Regions from separate parts of the Homo sapiens genome. Here region 2 is linked to region 1. A link is an interaction called in ENCODE POLR2A ChIA-PET data of the cell type or tissue named here. Cell type or tissue: PC-3. All regions are shown on one strand. Links, peaks and the distances in the headings refer to the core of each region. The heading gives the core; the rest is flanking DNA.

Region 1 (5,388 bases), core at 232-5,231:
GGTAGAAGGCAGCAGGACTGAGGATGGGAGGGAAGGACAAGGGCCTGATAAGAGGAAAGTAGTGTGGAGAGAAGGGTTTATACCCTAACCTACGAAGGTGGGTCACTGTGATGAAGGACACAGGGAAGTGGGAGGCAGAAAGGAGAGAGTGATAAGGTTTACCTACCCTTGGGGTTCCAAATAGGACTTTGGCTTAAAGACTTTTTTCATAGTCTCAGCAGCTCCCCTTCCAAAGGCAGCATGGCACTGTAGAATTTTGACTTTGATATCAGACAAACCTGGTTCCAAAATGCAGCTATAAGCCTTACTAGTTGTCTGAATTTGAGTAAGACATGTGACATTTCTGAGTCTCAGTTTTATCATTTGTTTTATTTCATTAGTTCCATATTTTTATTTATTTATTTTTAAACTTTTAACTTTAGAGGTATATGTGCAGGTTTGTTATGCAGTTAAACTCATGTCATGAGGATATGTTGTACAGATTCTTTTGTTACCCAGGTATTAAGCCTAGTACTCATTAGCTATTTTTCCTGAACCTCTGCTCCTTCCTACCCTCACCCTCCAGTGGGTCCTAGTGTGTGTTGTTCCTCTCTACGTGTCCATGTCTTCTCATCATTTAGCTCTCACTTATAAGTGAGAACATGTGGTATTTTGTTCCTGCATTACTTTGCTAAGGAAAGTGGCCTCCAGCTCCACCCATGTTCCTACAAAGGACATGATCTCATTTGTTTTTATGGCTGTATAGTACTCCATGGTGTATATGTACCACATTTTCTTTATCCAGTCTATAATTGATGGGCATTTGGGTTGATTCCATGTCTTTGTTATTGTGAATAGTGCTGCAGTGAACACATATGTGCATGTGTCTTTAGTATGGAATGATTTATATTGCTTTGGATATATACCCAGTAATGGGATTGCTGGGTCGAATGGTATTTCTGTCTTTAGCTCTTTGAGGAATCACCACACTGTTTTCCACAGTGGTTGAACTAATTTGCACTCTCACCAACAGTGTATAAGTGTAGTTTTATCATTTGTAAGAAGAGGACAATCATATTTATCTTGAAGAGTTCTGCAATCAAATGAGATAATGTTCCCAATGCATCTAACTCAGTATCTGGCTCAGAGCAATTACTGAACAAATGGTAATAGTTATTAATATTAACCAGACTTAACCTTTATGAAACTTTTAAATGGTTCGGTTCTTGGCCCTAAATTGTTCAGTATTTTAAATCAACAGTTTGAAGCATTCTTATCAAATTTAAAGATGAAACAAAACTGAGAAAAACAGCTAACATGTTGGCTGACAGGCTAAGGAGCCATAAAAATCTCAACAACCTTGAAGGATAGGCTGCAACCAGCATGATACAATTAATAGGGATAAATTTAGACTCTAACTTTTGTGTTTAAAGGATCAGCTGAAACCAGACCAAGGGAGACTTTGTTTAATAGTTTATAAGAGCAAGAGAAAGGCTCAGGAGTGTTAGCTGACTGTCAGCTTAACATAAGCCAACTGGGTTAAGGCTGCCAAAATGCTAATGTGACCTGAGGTCATGTGATGGAAATAGAGAGTCCAGAAGGAACGAGATAATCATCCAAATGTCCTTGTGCTGGTCAGATAACATCAAGGAAGTTGTGCTCAGTTCTTGGCCTGCACTTTACAAATGACAGATCTACAAAAAGGTTAATAAGAGGGACAAAATTCTGGAAATCATGTCATCTGAACGATGGTCAAAGTACTAGAGATATTTAGTCTGGAAAAGAGGAGACCAGTCTGGTATAGATTTGGAGTGGAAAGTGGGTGGTATGGAGCATGCCACAGCCCTCAGCTATTTGAAGAGTGTTCATTTGGAAGAGGAATCAGATATGTTCTGCAGTATTTCAAAGGATGGGAGAAACTTTATGACTGGAAATTGTAAGGAAGGGAAATTGTGGTCACTATATGTTAAAGTATACTCATTATAGATGTATCTGCTAGCATTTAAAAGTCTCCACTGTGTACAAGGCTCTCTGCTGAAATCTTCTTATATATTACTTATTTAATCCTTACATCAACTCTGTAAGATGGGTATTATTATCCTCATATAGATGAATAAACTGAGGCTTAGATTGACTAATTGATTTGCCTAAAGCTACACAACAGATTAAATGGTAGAGCTGGGACTGTAACTCAGGTCCTGTGACTAGAAACCCTGTGATTTCTAGCCCTGTGACCTATTTATTATAGGGCTTCCTGAGACACAGGACTTTCATGCTAAAACCAGAACAGTCCATGACAAACCAGAATGGGTGGTCATCCTAATTTTATCATATGTTCCTCTGCACCCCCAAGATGGAAACCTCTGACGCCTGGAAAGCTAGGATTATAGCTCAGCACCTGGCTTTGGCTCAAGTTTCAAAAGGCTTTCCAGAACATTTAACTATTCAAATATGGAAATGGTCTGCACTAAGTGGCAAGGAGCTCCCAATTCCCAGATGTAGTAAAAATGAAGCTGGATTCTACCTGTCAGAATTGTTGAAGATAAGAATTCTCTATTGGGCTTGTCAGTGAAGACCATTTCTGTAGTTTTTTCTATCACTGTCATTCTGCATTTCAGACAGAGAGGTGTCCTTTCTTGGATCCTGAGGAGATCCCCCAGGCTCTTTTTTATTTATTTAACTTTAAGTTCTGGGATACATGTGCAGAACATAAAGGTTTGCTACATAGGTGTATACATGTGCCATGGTGGTTTGCTGCACCTGTCAACCTGTCATCTAGGTTTTAAGCCCCACATGCATTAGGTATTTGTCCTAATGCTCTCCCTCCCCTTGCCCCCAACCCCCTGACAGGCCCTGGTGTGTGATGTTCCAATCCTGTGTCCATGTGTTCACATTGTTCAATTCCCACTTATGAGTGAGAACATGTGGTGTTTGGTTTTCAGTTCCTGTGTTAGTTTGCTGAGAATGATGGTTTCCAGCTTCATCCATGTCCCTGCAAAGGACATGAACTCATCTTTTTTTGTGGCTATGTAGTATTCCATGGTGTATATGTGCCACGTTTTCCTTGTCCAGTCTATCATTGATGGGTATTTGGGCATTTTTTTCTTTTTTATTATACTTTAGGTTTTGGGATACGTATGCAGAACATTCAGGTTTGTTACATAGGTATACATGTGCCATGGTGGTTTGCTGCACCCATCAACCAATGTCATCTACATTAGGTATTTCTCCTAATACTATCCCTCCCATATGCCCCCACCCCTTGACAGGCCCCGGTGTGTGATGTTCCCCTCCCTGTGTCCATGTGTTCTCATTGTTCAACTCCCACTTATGAGTGAGAACATGTTGTGTTTGGTTTTCTGTTCCTGTGTTTGCTGAGAATGATGGTTTCCAGCTTCATCCATGTTGTCTGCAAGGACATGAACTCATCCTTTTTTATGGCTGCATAGTATTCCATGGTGTTTATGTGCCACATTTTCTTTATCCAGTCTATCATTGATGGGCATTTGGGTTGGTTCCAAGTCTTTGCTATTGTGAATAGTGTTGCGATAAACATAAGTGTGCATGTGTCTTTATAGTATAATGATTCATAATCCTTTGGGTATATACCCAGTAATGGGATTGCTGGGTGAAATGGTATTTCTGGTTCTAGATCCTTGAGGAAACGCCACACTGTCTTCCACAATGGTTGAACTAATTTACATTCCCACCAACAGTGTAAAAGCGTTTCTATTTCTCCACAGTCTTTCCAGCATCTATTGTTTCCTGACTTTTTAATGATTGCCATTCTAACTGGTGTGAGATCGTATCTTATTGTGGTTTTGATTTGCATTTCTCTAATGACCAGTGATGATAATTTTTTTTTCATGTTTCTTGGCTGCATAAATGTGTTCTTTTGAGAAGCGTCTGTTCATATCCTTTGCCCACTTTTTGATGGGGTTGTTTTTTTCTTGTAAATTTGTTTAAGTTCATTATAGATTCTGGATATTAGCCCTTTGTCAGATGGATAGATTGAAAAAATTTTCTCCCATTTTGTAGGTTGCCTGTTCACTCTGATGATAGTTTCTTTTGCTGTGCAGAAGCTCTTTAGTTTAATTAGATCCCATTTGTCAATTTTGTCTTTTGTTGCCATTGCTTTTGGTGTCTTAGTCATGAAGTCTTTGACCATGCCTATGTCCTGAATGGTATTGCCTAGGTGTTCTTCTAGGGTTTTTATGGTTTTAGGTCTTATGTTAAGTCTTTAATCCATTTGAGTTAAATTTTGTATAGGATGTAAGGAAGGGGTCCAGTTTCAGTTTTCTGCACATGGCTAGCCAGTTTTCCCAACACCATTTATTAAATAGGGAATCCTTTCCCCATTGCTTGTTTGTGTCAGTTTTGTCAAAGATCCAATGGTTGTAGATGTGTGGCATTATTTCTGAGGCCTCTGTTCTGTTCCATTGGCCTATATATCTATTTTGGTACCAGTACCATGCTGTTTTGGTTACTGTAGCCTTGTAGTATAGTTTGAAGTCAGGTAGCATGATGCCTCCAGCTTTGTTCTTTTTGCTTAGGATTGTCTTGGCTATACGGGCTCTTGTTTGGTTCCATATGAAATTCAAAGAAGTTTTTCTAAATCTGTGAAGAAAGTCAATGGTAGCTTGCTAGAGATAGCATTGAATCCATAAATTATTTTGGGCAGTATGGCCATTTTCCTGATATTGATTCTTCTTAACCATGAGCATGGAATGTTTTTCCATTTGTTTGTGTCCTCTCTTATTCCTTGAGCAGTGGCTTGTTGTTCTCCTTGAAGAGGTCCTTCACGTCCCTTGTAAGTCGTATTCCACGGTATTTTATTCTCTTTGTAGCAATTGTGAATGGGAGTTCACTCGTGATTTGGCTCTCTGTCTATTTTTGGTGTACAGGAATGATTGTGATTTTTTTCACATGTATCCTGAGACTTTGCTGAAGTTGCTTATCAGCTTAAGGAGATTTTGGGCTGAGACGATGGGATTTTCTAAATATACAATCATGTCATCTGCAAACAGAGACAATTTGACTTCCTCTCTTCCTATTTGAATACGCTTTATTTCTTTCTCTTGCCTGATTGCCCTGGCCAGAACTTCCAATACTATGTTGAATAGGAGTGATGAGAGAGGGCATCCTTGCTTTGTGCTGGTTTTCAAAAGGCATGTTTCCAGCTTTTGCTCATTCAGTCTGATATTGGCTGTGGGTTTGTCATAAATAGCTCTTACCATTTTGAGATATGTTCCATCGATAGCTAGTTTATTGAGTGTTTTTAGAATGAAGGGGTGTTGAATTTTATTGAAGGCCTTTACTACATCTATTGAGATAATCAAGTGGTTTTTGTCATTGGTTCTGTTTATGTGATGGATTACATTTATTGATTTGCATATGTTGAACCAGCCT
Region 2 (5,388 bases), core at 160-5,159, 57 kb before region 1:
AGACAAAATGTTTTGTCTGGATAGGATAGGCAACTGATGATAATAATTTTCATTAATTAACTCATTCAACAAATATTATTTGAATGCTTACAATGTAGGCACTAGGCAAACAAAAGTGAACAAGAGAGAAAAGAGTTCATCTTTGTAAGCTACCATTCTGGTCTGAATGTATATTTTGATGTTAATTTAACACAGTGGCTCAAATTGTCTAGTATTAGATCATAGGGGAAAAAGTTTCTATAATAATACTCTGTGCTTATGGGTGAATTGCCCACTTTTTAGAGCAAATGAATTCTTTCTAGGTTTGACCTGATCATATGACAGTGTTGTATCACATTGAATTAACACAGCCAGTGAAAAGTAACAGTTCAATTAGTTGTTTCATTAATCCCAAATTACTGGATTTTACTCTACTAAATTGACAAAACCAACTAGTAACATTGGAATTATGTCAGTTTAGCATAAGGCTGTACTTATGTGGAAGATTATGTCTGGAGAAAAAACACTGGCGGATGAAAAGAACATTTGGAGCATAAATGATCCAGTTTGGCTATTGCTTGATTTCACTAGTTTTTTTTCATTGCTCCAATTTTTTTTGGTAATATACATAGCCTCCCTATTTGAGAAGAGATTAACCATGTTAACAATAAAAGATGATATAAAGAAAATTTAGGACCAATGTCTAGCTTTATAAAATTTATTTGGTTGCTAGAGAATAAGTGACAATTCTAGTTTTCATCCAATTTAGTGGTTTTATTGGAGGTGAATATGAAATAGAACATACCTTAAGTTCTCTCTACCTTTCTTGAATGTATTAGTATACATGGTAGGGGAATAACAATCCTAAAAAAGAAGCCACTTTATTAAAGCAAACTTTAATAAAGAATCTGAACATTTTTATTCATATGAAGGCACTAAATCTTTCCATTTCTGTCACCATGAATATTTTTTAAAGTAGTTATTAAGCACCAGTTGGCATATGAGGTTTTAATGAATACATTGTATGTTAACCAGTCGCTGTACCTTCTTCTAAAGAGGCTTCCTTTCCCATGAACTAGTCGAAGATGAATGATAGTCTTTTAAAGAAAAATATCGGCTTAATCTCTGGCTACGCCCAGGGAAATCAGAAACATTTGTCTCAGAATTTAGGCCACCCAGTTCAGTGCATGTCTTGTCTAAAAGTGGTTCAACTTCAAATGTTTCAGTCCTGTCTTATGCATCAATATTTATACTTCATTCATTTCTCAAAATTTGCTGATTAAAAGAGAATGGGGTTAAAGATTAGTGGTCTGGCTCTAGCCTTTCATCTTTGGTATCAGGATACTGGGTTTCTCCAGGTTTGATAGTTTGTGAATGTAGGTCAAACCATCAAAATGTATTAAGTTGAGCTGTATTAAATTGTCATTTTTGTAGGTAAAAAATGGCCAAGTATTGAGGCTATGCCATTTGATTAAGCCTAACATTTTCTGTCAAGAACTAACAAAAGCAAGGCATATACTCTTTCATCCTTTCCTTCATTCTCTAAGGAAGAGGCATTTTTAGTTTATATGTTAGTTTGCTTCTCTTTCTCTGTAAAGCTACATTCTCCTATTGATTCAATCATTCAAAAATCATTCTTTTTTAGAGGTTGGGGATGCAATCGTGAACAAGATACACACCATACCCACCTCTTGATACTTACAGTCTAGTTTCTAGAGAAGTAAAAAGGCAACTTTGTTATGGCAGAATGTGTTAAAGAAGTTCAAGGTCCTGTGAGAGTACTTAGGAGGGGGATACTTAACTTGAAACTGGGAATCCAAGAAAGTTTCCTAGAAGAAGGAACTTCTAAATTAAGAGTGGAAAGATGGTTAGGACTTAGCCAGGCCAATGGGAGGAGTGAGAGTGATTAAAGTAGATGGAATAACATGCAAAGCTGAAAGAGAACCTGATTATTTTTAGTGAACTGTAAGTAGTTTATCTTGACCGGAACATATATGTGAAACAGAAAATGAAATTGGAGAAGTATCAAGAGACTGTAACCGAGAAGGGTCATTTATGCCAGGTTAAGGTGTTTGGAGGCTATCTCATAGGCAATGGCCAGTTATTGAAAGATTTTAAGGGGTACTGGGTATGGCATGATCAGATTTGAATTTCAGTAGAACCACTTTAGAAAATTAGTTTGAGACTATTGCAGTAAAACTGGAAATAGAAGATAGTTACTTGAGATAGGCAATGGCAGTGGTGATAGAGAGTAGCTAAGATAATTTTATTAGGAGTTAAAATCATTAGGCCTGATGGTTAACTATGAGAAGAAAAACAAGGAGTTAAAGATAACCCCCAAGTATCTGACTTGAACAACCGGGTAGTTTCTTTTTAGAGAAGCAGAAAACTGAAGAGGAGGAGCAGGTTGGGAATAGAAGATTATGAGTTCAGTTTAGGACTTGACCAAAGTGTCCAATAAATAGATACACTGGGGAGACACTAGGTAATGGAGCTATAAATTAGAAGCTGTGTATAGATGTAATTTAAGCCAGAAGAGTAGATAGATTCAAACACTGAGAGTTTATAGAATGAGTCAAGATTCTAGCATAATCCTTATAGAACAGAAAATTTAAGGGAAAAGCAGAGGAAGAAAACTCCACAAAAGATGCTGAGAAGTAATTAGAGAGGTAGAAGGAAAACCAGAGGGTGTGTTGTAATGGAAGCCAAGGGAAGAGTGTTTAGCGGAAGGAGTGATTAGCCACAACAAATGCTGCCAAGGGTACAAGTGAGACTGAAGTTCATTGTATTTAACAATAAGGAAGTCATTGGTGACCCGCTGAGAGCAGTTTTTGCTGGAATAGGGGGGTCAGAAACAAATTGAAATGGTTTAGGAGTGAGTCAGAATTGAGCAAGTGGAGATCTTTAAGAAGTCGGGCTTTGAAGGAGAAAAAGGAATATGACAGTGAAAGACTAGAAAGAAACTTCTCTAGAAAAAAATATAATCAAAATGAAAAAACATTCTTGAGTGTTTTGTATATAGAAGGATTTAGTAAGAACATGACAGGTATAACAAGCTCTCAAATAGCAGAGTGAAATGAAAGAGAATTCACAGAGCTGAAAAAAAAACAGAAGACCAACACCATTATAGAACTAATTTATATGGTAATGAACAGATTAGACACGGCTTAAAACAGAATTACTGATGTGGAAGAAAGACTTAAGAGAATCAGTGCAAAAAATACATTAAAATAATTAGACAAGGGATAATATAGAAGTGAAAAGGCTGGTATGTCAGAAAGATATTTGGTATCACTAAAGTAGAAAACAGCACAGAAAATGTAATAAAACACATGATATAGAAATGTATTACATGCATATATATGCATATATATTACTTATATATATTCTGTATAGCCAAATTCAATTAAGGGAAGAAAATATAACCAAACGGTATAATAACCAGCCAAATTGTAATTCGTACATAACGGTAACAGAAAGTTATTCCTAAACATTCAATAACTCAGTGAATATGGCACATATGAAAGCTTATTGGAGAAAAAAGACGATTTGATAAAATACCGATAACCAAAGAATAAATTGGCTGGGCATGGTGGCTCATGCCTGTAATCCCAGCACTTTGGGAGGCCAAGGCAGGCGGGTTACCTGAGGTCAGGAGTTCAAGACCAGCCTGGCCAACATGGTGAAACCCCGTCTCTACAAAAATACAAAAATTAGCCTGGCATGATGGTGGGCGCCTGTAATCCCAGCTACTTGGGAGGCCAAAGTGGGAGAATCACTTGAACCCAGGAGGCGGAGGTTGCAGTGAGCCGAGATCACGCCATTGCACTCCAGCCTGGGTGACAGAGTGAGACTCCGTCTCAAAAAAAAAAAAAAAAAAAAAAAAAGAATAAATTAAAAATATAGAGCTATGGAATGGAAAAGACATTACAAAAGAATAGGTGGAGATTATTGGCTTCATTTAGATATTATCTAAGACTTAACAGTTGTAGGAATTATGGCTATAGAAGCAAATGTAAATGTTATAAAGCCTGAAATATAAAAATAAAAACTAACCAAAATGAGTATGTGGGAAGAAGTGAAAGCTTGCTAATTTTCTTAACTTGTTTAGGAAAGAGTCAATTGATAATGTCTATATTAAACATATCATTATTTAATAATTGAAACTTTTTGTTCTATAATTTTTTCTGAATCTTAGAGAGATATTTTAGAAAACAAAATATTCTATGGTGATAAAAATGTTTAGCTGAACCCAAACAATTATTTTAATGCATTTCAGTTTTTTTTCTTTTAAAGTCAATAATACTTATATTTAGTGCTTTTTATGACAATGTAGCATTCATGTGATTCTAGTTTATTAAACTTTAATTTATTTGCCTATATAGCTATCATTTATCTAGCTAATTCACATATCTAGGTATATTTATGTATATAGAGATACTTGAGATGATTGCCATCTTTTCAGAATAATGTTCACCTAATAAAAAAATGATTATTTTTTGGTGCTGGGAAAACTGGCTAGCCATATGTAGAAAGCTGAAACTGGATCCCTTCCTTACACCTTATACAAAAATCAATTCAAGATGGATTAAAGACTTAAACGTTAGACCTAAAACCATAAAAACCCTAGAAGAAAACCTAGGCATTACCATTCAGGACATAGGCATGGGCAAGGACTTCATGTCCAAAACACCAAAAGCAATGGCAACAAAAGACAAAATTGACAAATGGGATCTAATTAAACTAAAGAGCTTCTGCACAGCAAAAGAAACTGCCATCAGAGTGAACAGGCAACCTACAACATGGGAGAAAATTTTCGCAACCTACGCATCTGACAAAGGGCTAATATCCAGAATCTACAATGAACTCAAACAAATTTACAAGAAAAAAACAAACAACCCCATTAAAAAGTGGGCGAAGGACATGAACAGACACTTCTCAAAAGAAGACATTTATGCAGCCAAAAAACACATGAAAAAATGCTCATCATCACTGGCCATCAGAGAAATGCAAATCAAAACCACAACGAAATACCATCTCACACCAGTTAGAATGGCAATCATTAAAAAGTCAGGAAACAACAGGTGCTGGAGAGGATGTGGAGAAATAGGAACGCTTTTACACTGTTGGTGGGACTGTAAACTAGTTCAACCATTGTGGAAGTCAGTGTGGCGATTCCTCAGGGATCTAGAACTAGAAATACCATTTGACCCAGCCATCCCATTACTGGGTATATACCCAAAGGACTATAAATCATGCTGCTATAAAGACACATGCACACGTATGTTTATTGCGGCATTATTCACAATAGCAAAGACTTGGAACCAACCCAAATGTCCAACAATGATAGACTGGATTAAGAAAATGTGGCACATATACACCATGGAATACTATGCAGCCATAAAAAAT

What was found. Peaks named below come from ENCODE experiments on the same cell type or tissue, not always from the same donor. Only the 100,000 strongest peaks of a DNase experiment are listed, where the experiment ranks them.
Region 2: POLR2A ChIA-PET joins it to region 1 with 5 read pairs; 2 of 35 experiments call an interaction of 5 or more read pairs at or near these places.

What each region holds. Positions count from the first base shown.
Region 1 is chr18:22,762,227-22,767,614 of GRCh38, reverse strand. All of the region lies in intron 3 of RBBP8-AS1 (RBBP8 antisense RNA 1), which reads left to right. Among named protein-coding and RNA genes, the nearest start is that of RBBP8, 170 kb to the left of the region's middle. In PC-3, for the core only: no CTCF peak of the experiment used is centred there; no DNase peak of the experiment used is centred there.
Region 2 is chr18:22,819,650-22,825,037 of GRCh38, reverse strand. All of the region lies in intron 2 of RBBP8-AS1 (RBBP8 antisense RNA 1), which reads left to right. The region is part of intron 1 of LOC124904263 (a long non-coding RNA gene); the gene reads right to left. Among named protein-coding and RNA genes, the nearest start is that of RBBP8, 110 kb to the left of the region's middle. RefSeq lists an enhancer at 2,397-3,233. In PC-3, for the core only: no CTCF peak of the experiment used is centred there; a DNase peak (open chromatin) is centred at 2,797.